Linked DNA regions of Homo sapiens: regions 1 and 3 are each linked to region 2. A link is a contact called in ENCODE Hi-C or POLR2A ChIA-PET data. All regions are on one chromosome and are shown on one strand. The core of a region is the stretch at or near the end of the contact, and the rest is flanking DNA. Distances in the headings are between cores, read along the strand shown.

Evidence for each region. A loop is a pair of places that touch in the nucleus more often than their neighbours do. ChIA-PET counts read pairs that join two places held with the same protein, here RNA polymerase II (POLR2A). Pooled maps may share reads with other maps.
Region 1: POLR2A ChIA-PET joins it to region 2 with 7 read pairs in OCI-LY7. The contact joins the enhancer-like site here to the promoter of TASOR in region 2. POLR2A ChIA-PET finds 5 or more read pairs at or near these places in 6 of 52 experiments (BJ, GM10248, MCF 10A and 3 more).
Region 3: a loop to region 2 is called in a pooled map, with 3 times the contacts of the local background. The contact joins the enhancer-like site here to the promoter of TASOR in region 2. A Hi-C loop is called at or near these places in 2 of 168 maps with a recorded cell type or tissue (adrenal gland and motor neuron) and 6 of 50 pooled maps. POLR2A ChIA-PET finds 5 or more read pairs at or near these places in 22 of 52 experiments (AG04450, B cell, CD4-positive, alpha-beta T cell and 16 more).

The regions. Positions count from the first base shown.
Region 1 is chr3:57,015,773-57,019,153 of GRCh38, forward strand. It overlaps a transcript of ARHGEF3 not described here. Among named protein-coding and RNA genes, the nearest start is that of SPATA12, 43 kb to the right of the region's middle. RefSeq lists an enhancer at 1-40. Within about 2 kb of position 1,464, at least 8 of the 41 ENCODE cell types and tissues checked have a DNase peak (open chromatin) inside an H3K27ac peak, as active enhancers do; they include OCI-LY7, where a contact is called at or near this core.
Region 2 is chr3:56,681,452-56,684,644 of GRCh38, forward strand. It overlaps TASOR (transcription activation suppressor), which reads right to left and starts at 1,814. Exons shown (of 24, transcript NM_001365635.2): 1 at 1,225-1,814. The coding sequence starts at 1,555. RefSeq lists enhancers at 645-1,589, 797-916, 1,337-1,506 and a silencer at 1,647-1,946.
Region 3 is chr3:56,987,255-56,990,419 of GRCh38, forward strand. It overlaps a transcript of ARHGEF3 not described here. Among named protein-coding and RNA genes, the nearest start is that of ARHGEF3-AS1, 49 kb to the left of the region's middle. Within about 2 kb of position 1,802, at least 7 of the 41 ENCODE cell types and tissues checked have a DNase peak (open chromatin) inside an H3K27ac peak, as active enhancers do.

The sequences.
Region 1 (3,381 bases), core at 214-2,713, 330 kb after region 2:
AATTATATAAGTTTCAGACCCTCAAAATGGATCTACCTGTATCTAAAGCCCTAGACACTTCGCCACCCTTGTTACATTTTCAAGACCACAGCATGTTCAGTGGTGAGACAAGTCTTGTTCCCACCAATTCCCAAGCAGCACTGGCAATGATGAACTCTTGGATCTCCAATCCCCAGATGGCCGAATCTTGCAGACAGAGACCACAGAGGCAGGGGTCCACCTGGGTGCGTCCTCATATCCAGCAGGAAGTTCACAGAGCAGACCATGCCCCTACAGGACCCTAGTGGCACTCACACCCACACAAGGAAAAGAACATGCACAACTATCACACAACTATCTTTCTGCCATTTGTGACCTCTACTGAAATCCACCTTCCAATCCAATTTATGTATTTCGTGATACAGAGCCTCAGACATCACAGCACATCCAAGTGGTAAGACGCAGGCAGGTGGACTGAAACTGCTTTCTAAAAGGTAATGCTGCTTGCAAGAATGACAAAAACGGCCAGGCGCAGTAATCCCAGCACTTTGGGAGGCCTCGGTGGGAGGATCATGAGGTCAGGGGTTCAATATCAGCCTGGTCAAGATAGTGAAACCCTGTCTCTACTAAAAATACAAAAAAAAAAAATTAGCTGGGCGTGATGGTGGGCGCCTATAATCTCAGCTACTCGGGAGGCTGAGGCAGAGAATTGCTTAAACCCGGGAGGCGGAGGATCCAGAGAGCTGAGATCGCACCACCGCACTCCAGCCTGGGCAACAGAGCGAAACTCCGTCTCAAAAAGAAAAAAGAATGACAAAAAGGAGATCAAATCACATAATGTCCATGCAAATGTTTTATTATTTTAAAGACTTCTCGAATGTGTGGAGAGTTTTTCAAAATAGCTACCGTTAGGATGGAAAATTTACATCAGCTGGTGCTAAGCACAGTTGTCAATCCAAATGCCCACCCACACCTCTGAGTTGGTGCACAGTGTCCTTCACTCTCTTGCTCTTGGTCCCCCCCAGGTCTATTCTTATATCCCCTTTTCCCTGGTGTGGGGGAGGGGTCTTCTTTGTGGAGTGCAGCTGGCGGTTATGATAAGCAGGTGTCAGGACTTTGAAAATGACCTTGCCCATCAGCTGGTGGGAACCAAGAAGACAAGGAAGTCACTGTGTCACTGTCTGCCGGGTCTCAGTCCCCGAAACAAGACACAGTGAGGCCTGGTGGGGGAGAGAGAGGAAAGCTTTCTCTCTGTCTCTCTCTCTCTCTCTCTCTCTCTCTCACACACACACACACACACACACACACACACACGAGTCACCAAACAAAAGGAAATGCACACAATGTCACCACTAAAGAGCAAAATAAAAACTCAAAGGTGAGGATTAAGTGTTTCCTAAACAGCAGAGGTAAACCAAGGAGACTGAGGCTTAGACAAATCCAGGGAAAGTCTGCATTCTATGCGTGGAGTTGGCAAATTCCATCAGGAGAGAGTCAGCAGAGGTTGGGGGAAGGGTAGGGATGTATATTCACCCAAGGCTGATTCCAGCGCCCAGAAAGCCAGGGCCATGTAAATGGCTGTTACTGTACCAGTCCCTGGAAAGGTTCCAATACCCAGGACATGCTCTGGGAAGAAAGAGAATGTCCACTAACCCAGTTTCTAATTAAATGTGGGTTAACTGGCACTGCTCCCTGCAGCTCAAGGGGCCAATTGAGAGCTAAAAGGAGCGTTTTTCAAAATAAAAAGGCCGAGCCCACCAAGCCAGCACTTTTTGTTTTCTCACATCCTTTCAGTTGCTCAACTTGACCCTCTGCTAGTTGGGTTGACTCCTTGGTCCTTGAAGAAACAAACCCTTCCCTGCCCCCACCAGCTCCACGTCTGCAAGGACAGAGATGCCCCCTTGGCACACGTTGGATTGAACTCTGTTCCTCCTTTCCCACGATGTCGTCACGGCTGCCCAAGGATGAGTCACTGTGAAAGCCACACATTGTCCCCAGTGGACAAAAGGCTGGACCCAGGAGAGTGGCCCATTCACGCTTCTCCAAGAGCTAACCAGCCTCTTTCTACAACATCCAAAGGATGCTGCCTGATGCTGGGAAATGGTTAGTCTTCTCTCCCAGCTCCCAGTGCTAACATGAATAGGAAGAGAAACGAGCTTGGAAAAAAACTTTCAGTGAAGTGCAAAGAGCACATGCAGTAGTTACGCTGTGAAAACCAAGGCAAAACTTCATTCAAGATGCTTAAAAGCCAGGTGCAGTGGCTCACGCTGTAATCCCAACACTTTGGGAGCCCAAGGCAGGTGGATCAGTTGAGGTCAGGAGTTTGAGACCAGCCTGGCCAACATGGTGAAACCCCATTTCTACTAAAAATAGAAAAATTAGCTGGGCGTGGTGGCATATGCCTGTAGTCCCAGCTACTCAGCAGGCTGAGGCAGGAGAATCACTTGAACCTGGGAGGCTGAGGCTGCAGTGAGCTGAGATGGCACCCCTGCACACCAGCCTGGGTGACAGAGCAAGGCTCTGTCACAAAAAAAAAAAAAAAAAAAACTTTAAAGGCCAAAAAGGAATATAGATCAATTTGTTAGTAATAATAATGTCACATTTTCTGCACATCAACTAAGGCACTGGGCTAAGGAAGGGTGTTGTTTGCATTATCTCATTTCATCCTCAGAACTACTCTATAAGGTAGGTCCTATAATTAGCCTCATTTTACATGCAAGGAAAGCAGAGCAAAGAGAGCTTAAGTAACTTCCAAAAGGTCACACATCTGGCCAGTGGTACAGTCAGGATTTGAACCAGAGCAGTCTGGCTCCAGAGCTGTGTTCTTAAATATACCATGCTATCATTAATTAATAAACTAATTTATAATGATTAAAGTTATGCTAAAGTGTTCACATTTGGGGGAGGTTGTGATGCTTTACGTTTATGTCGTGTCTCACCTTCCCCACACCAAAAAAGTCACAACCTGGCTTTTCCCATTTAAAGACAGTATCTGCCAGGTAGTGTGCTGAGCATGTGACATGTATCATCTCATTAATCCCCACAACCAATAATATGAGGTTGGTGCTAATATTATTCCTTTTACAGATGAAGACATCGAGCTTCAGGGAAGTTAACATCCTTGCCCAAGGTCATAAAACAAAGAAGGAATTTGAAGCCAAGAATGTCAGATTCCAGCATCTGTATTCTTTCCATTATATATGCCATCTCTCGCAGAATTTCAAGATTTTCCAGAAAAAAAAAAATTAACAGTATCATGAAATGAGGGATGAGAATGACCGAGTCCAATGTTAAGCCACCTGGATTCATTGGGTAGCAAGGACCACAGTGGGTAGCTGGCCCATAAACCAGGACCATCCTCCTGGCCTCCAGCCTACATCACTGGATGGGTGAACTGTGACA
Region 2 (3,193 bases), core at 564-3,063:
CTCACACCAAGTATTTTCTTGGCTTTGCCATCCAAACAAATGAACTTTATTTGTATTTTTCCAATAAAAGGCTCAAACAATTCCAGTAGTGCAAATGGAACTGGTGATGCTTATGGAAAGTCAGTATAATGCTACAGCCAAGACTCTGTACCAGATGGATGGAAAAGATACGGGAAAAAAACAAATCCTATTTTTTTCCAAAGTAAATAATGAAAACCTAACCATACAGTAGGGCAAAAAGGAAGTTGTCTAAATTCAGAATATCCAAAATTTACTGGATAGTTAAAAAATAATACCCCAATAACAAAAAACGATACTAATTTTGACCTCCATTAGGAATTCTGACTCCATATTAACAATATGGCATTAAGATTTTTTAAAAGTACAAGTAATTAATGTAACTGTTTCCATATGGGTTCCAAAAACTAAGACTGGACTTTTTTTTAACCTGAAGTTCTACCATCTAGAAGACCAAGTTGGTGACTCTTGAGAATAAGGTAACTTCTCATTAGTTTTTTTCCATTGGGAAATTACTGCTCCAAGAACCTACCTTTCCATTCTTTTCAAATATAAGAAAAACAATACTAAGTTCGAATTTAAAGAGAGAAAAACCTATTTAATCTAACGCTTCAAAAACAAGGGGGAAAAATCTACATGGAAATGAAGTGTGATGGAAAACAGCAGTGTGCATGGATCACATCTACTAATAGAGATTTCTAAATAAGGGAGGACGCTGACATCAAGCACATTTCAAGTAGACACACAGAACTGAAGAATTTCCACGGGGAGAAGCACTCATGGTCCTCAGAACATTGGCAATGGCCTTGGAGAAAGCCCCAGAATCCATGGCCACGGGCTATTTCCATAGCGAGACTTCTCAGAAGCATCCTTAGGAGGACACAACGGCTTCTCTGCTTTCAGGGGCTGGGAGGGAGGGGCGCCGAGCACCATCTTTCCTCTCTGGGAGCTGCAGCCTTACGGACAAGCTTCAAACCTGAGCTACTTCCAACTTCCGCGGGGAGGGGCAGCAGGGGAGCGTGGTTCCACCGCTTTCTCTCGCACCAAACGCGGCAGCTGGGCGGCCGTGGCGGTGAGGGGAGAGGCGGCCGGCGCTGCATGCGTGTTTACGTATCTCGGATGGGTGTGGGAAGAGGAGATAGAAAGATTCTAATGAAAAGATGGAGGGGAGAGAGAGAGGGGGTTGAGAAGAAGGGGAGGCACCACCTTTCTTTTCTCTGCTCTTCCTGGGGATCTGAAAACTCCTCCTAACAGGCCTTTCGGGCTCTTCGGGGCCTCTGGGCAGGGCGGCCGCGCCCGCCTCAGAGGAGTCCTGAGGCTGCTCGTGGCTGAGGCTCTGGGCGGCCTCGGCCCCCGCGTTCTCCTCACGCCCAGCGCCGCCGCTGGGCTCAGCGATGTTGAGGCCGCCGCCGCCGCCATTTTGTTGGGAGGACTCAAGCTCCGGAAGCGCCTGCTTCATCTCGTCGTCTCCGCCGCCGCCACTTTCCCAACTCGCATCCGTCGGCTGACAGGCCTCCGTCTCCACAGCAGTCGCCATCGCGCCGGCCTAAGGAGCTCTGGGAAGCTTCTGCCCACAAGGTCGACGGGTGTGGGGGGAAGGGGCGGCGGGCCAGTCTCGCCGCCGAGCTGCTCTCAGCCCACCCACCCCCTTCCCCCCGTGGCCTCAGGCTGCGCTCCCGACCTGGCAGCCTCTTGGGGGGCCCTGTAGCGGGCACCCCAAATGCGCTGCCCGGTCCTCGGAGCCGCTCCTCCCTCGGGCAGTTCTTCTGCCTTCCCCCGCCACTCAACGTGCGCGCGTCGGGGCCGGGAGGGGGCGGGGCCACCGCGGGCCACTCCACCAATGGGAGCGCGGCACCCGCCTGCGCGAGTGCGGAAATACCGCGCCGGGGGGCGGAGTTTCGGGGCGCCCGAGCCCGCCAAAAGGGGCGACCGCAACGCCCCGCGAGGACCTCGACGCCGCAGCCGTGGCCTGCGGAATGCGTGGGCCCCTGGCGATCTTCGGGTTCCCGGGGATTCCCCCGCCGCGCTGCAGGCGAGGGAGACTAGCTTGGCCTCTTCTCCGGAGCGCAGGCGTCGCCCATTTGTGGGCAAAACCCTTCCTCTGCGCACGAGTTATCTCGGCCCAAACGGGCTTCAGAGCAGTGGATGCGGGACGATCTCGGTTTTATGAACTATTTGCATGTGTACAAAAACCTGGAGAGGAGATAAAAGAATGGGCTAGGCGGTAATAGCCTAAAAGCCTCGACAGCCTTTGCGACCTGCTATTCTCACCGGATCTTGTATCTTTATGATAGATTACTCGCACCCGGCCTTCTCTTTTATCTCAGAGAGTGTGACCCAGTGTCACAGCTCCAGCAAGCACTTTCACCTGAGATCCTCTGATGGGACTTAACAACCTAGTGTTAACAGGATTTGGTTCTGGGGAGTTTGAGGGGAGGAGGCTGTTAACTTTTCCCATTTTTTTCCTTTAGTCGCACCCCCCCCCACCACACGCCATGGAGACCGCACCTGGCCTCCATTTGTTCCCTTTCTATGGTTACTTCTGTTAAAAATCTGGCCACTGATAAACCTCTAACTCCACTGTTTCTTCCACTGGAACGTTCATCAACGTTTTCCTATAGTAAATGTATATTAAAGAAAAAATAAACTTGCGGTCACATTAAAAAATACACAGCAGGTCGTCGCTCTCCCATAAAGGGAACAACTTCATAGTTAAGAGCCCTTTACATAGTGGTTTCTACCTTATCAGTATAAACTATCACGGGTTATCGTGAGTACAGCCAATATTTACTGAGTGCTTTCTACGTGCTAGACACGGACTGGACAAGTGATTTACGTGCATTGTCTCCATTTAATCCTCACAGCAACAGACATGAGGTAGATACTAGTTTGCAGAATTTGAAAGAAGCGTTGCAAGACACTGGACAAATTATGGTAACCGAAGATTTGAAACCGGGTCTATTTAACTCTCCGAGTAAGTACTTAAGCACTGCACTGACTGCTTCTCTAAGACCTAATTTTCACAGCAGCTGTGCACTTTTATTCATTTTATGGACGAAGCAACAGAGGGCTGACATTTTGTTGAGGGTCGCCAAGCAGCAGGATCAGGTTTGAGACCCAGATCTCTAGTCTCAAACTGTCTCCCAAGGAGTTTACAGACCAAATTATCATCATA
Region 3 (3,165 bases), core at 552-3,051, 310 kb after region 2:
TATAGTCCATACTTTCTGGACAGATTCTGTTAACATCACCATCTTGCAGATGAGGAATCTGGGGCATAATCATGTGCCGGCCACAGGGAGAGCAGAGCTCTGACTTCAGGGCTCCCCCTCTTTGTCTCTCAACTGTTACCAGCACCAGCACTGGGCTGAGCTCTGGGCAATGCAACGGCTGAGCAGGAGTAGGAGGGAAGTGTTTGGCACAGGAGGCTCCAGGCCCAATCTGCAGGCAGGAGGGAAGGAGCTGCTGGAAAGAGAAACAGAAGATGAAAGGGACTCTGGGGACGGGGTGATGAACACTCCTGGGCATGCCCTTAGCTAAGAGCCACTACACTGGGGTTTTGCTGAGAGCTTCTCAGCAGCAGAAACCTTGGGTCAAGCCCAATCCTACATAAACCTGGTAGAAGCAGAGTTGATCTAGAAGGAAGGAAAGGAAGGAGCCAGCCCCACTAACCTCACTCCCCCTACCGTGCACAGCCAATCCTGCAGCCACTAAGAGACCACCTCAGGAACATGGACACCTCAGGGCCTCCACTCACAGCGTATGCTCTCTGAGGGCTGGCTGGCTTTCTCTTCCTTTTCAATTTTCAAGTATTTGATTAACACATTCAAAACTAAAATAATTAAAATTAGCCAGAGATGCACTGTGTCTTGTGTGCACACCACTGGCTTACCACCTGATGTCCAGAGCATAAATGGGACTCCACAAATGGGTGACAGACAGGTATGGGCAACAGCTCTGAGGGGTCAACCTGGCTCCTCCTTCACCTGCTAAGTGACCCTCAGCAAGTACCTGACCCTCACAAAACCTCAGAAGTTCCAGCAGTTCCCCACCTCTTGGGACTTTAAGAGGGTTGTTTTGTTTTCTTTGGTTTTGTGTTTTGTTTTTGTTTGTTTGTTTTGAGATGGAGTCTCACTCTGTCGCCCAGGCAGGGGAGTGCAGTGGCGCGATCTTGGCTCACTGCAACCTTCGCCTCCCAGGTTCAAGTGATTCTCCTGCCTCAGCCTCCTGAGTAGCTGGGACTACAGACGCACGCCACCATGCCCAGCTAATTTTTTTGTATTTGTAGTGGAGACGGGGTTTCACCATGTTGGTCAGGCTGGTCTTGAACTCCTAATCTCGTGATCCACCCGCTTCGGCCTCCCAAAGTGCTGCGATTACAGGCATGAGCCACCCCACCTGGCCTAAGAGAGTTAAATAAGCTAGTAGTCATAAAAGTGCCCAGCACATGATAAGAGCACAATAAATGTCACCTGTCATTATTATTAATAGCATCAACAAGATTAAAAGTATGTTGGCAGGGAGAGGAAGAATCCACAGGAAAGAATTAAAGTGTCCCCATGGGAAGCACAGTGCCCTGCATGTCCCAGTGTTGTTCCCTACTAGGACTGGCCAGTGAATGCTCTGGTTTTTGCAACTGTCTCTTTAATTTTTGTACCAAAGGGAGGCAGGGCCCAGACCATGGAGGTGTGAAGCTCACGAGTTTGGCAGGCTGGGCTCATCTGGAGCCCAGTATTAATTAATTGGTGTTTATGCAACAGTATGTGCCCATCTGGCCCCGTTTCTGTCTGAATCTTGTGCTCAGAACCTTGGAGAATGCATCTCCCTCATGACTTTTCTAGACTTTGATGCCCAGACAACAGCAGATGCGGGTGTTAAAATAATAGCACCAACACTGCAACTCTAAAAGGGGAAGGTACCCTCTTGAGGACTCAAAGTTAAATTACAAATAGCTGGAAGACAATTTTTTCCAGGGCTCCTGCAGCCACTGAACGTTTCCAAGGAGAAAGACAGCACCGATTGTGAGTGAAGAGTGCCCTCTGCTGGCCGGTATTAGAAAACTTCAGTTGATTACTTCGTCCATGCCTCCCGGAGGGCTCCAGCTCCGCTGCCGGGTGGCAAGTCTCAAGTACCCTATTTAGTTCTTTTTTAAAATCTGAACTGAAAACAAAAAGTCTTCTTTTCCTAAAAGGATAAGAGATGAAAGAAAGGACAAGGTCAAGGAGCATTTTATTCCACTCCTCGCTTGCGTTTTTTTTTTGCTGGTGCACTAGAAATGGCCCTGTGGATGCTGTAGCGTGACATCTGCCTCAGAGAATACAAGTAACTTGGGGAGAGCAATCAAGTGTCCACAGGTGGCCCACAGCAGTGCCCCATTTCCATTTTAAGAGGCTGTCCTCTTGACTAGACTCCAAAGTGTACAGAGAGACACTCCGAGCCAAAACTGCTGCTTCCTTGCAGAAAACCCCAGCAGGTCTGTGCCCAGGGGGCAGGGGGCTCCTGGTGGCTGAGCAATCACAGTGGCTGAGAGCTGGCGCTGGATGGGTTGCTCTAGAATCATCCAGCCTGTGACACACGCCCAGACTCAAGCCCAGGACAGCACTCATCTGGCCTCTAGTAAGGCTGCTGCCTCCCCACAGCTGGGGCCCTCGTGGATTCCAGCCCCAGCACCACCCCTGCCCCACTCCCTAGGAACAACCCTGACTTCATCAGTGAGTTCTAACTCTCCTGGCTTTCTGCTCACTCAGACTTTACGCACGGGAGCCAACCTGGCTGAGCTTCAAACCCCTTCATCACTTCACAGCTGCAAGATGTCCCCATTGTGAACTTGACTTTCCTCCTCTGGAACAATAATGGGAGCCGCTATTTACCAAAGGTCCACTAACTGCCAGAAACTTCAAAGTAATCCTCATGACCACGCTATGGGACTGTGAGGGAGCTGATCTCCCCGAATCAAGGGCAAGAATTATTTAAAACAATGACGCTACCCAGCTTCGCTACCCAGCTTCCCAGCTTCGCTACCCAGATAAGGAAAGGCTCTGCCCCATCTACCATCTTCTTCCCTCCATTATGCAGTCTGAGTTCATCAGTTTCCATATGCAAAGTGCATTAATCAGAGGGGAGAGAAACAAGGACAGAGAGAGAAAAGAGAATACCAGAGGTGGGGTAGAAGAGGAAAGTCTTCTGGGGCAAAGCAAATGGAAGGAGAACTTTAGCAGAGTCCAGGGAAGGGCAAGAGAGGTTTCAGAACACCTGCAAGGTGGCTGGGCCATGGCTCACGCCTGTAATCCCACGACTTTGGGAGGCCAAGGCAGATGGATCACTTGAGGTCAAGAGTTCGAGACCAGCCTGGCCAATATGGTGAAACTCTGTCTCCA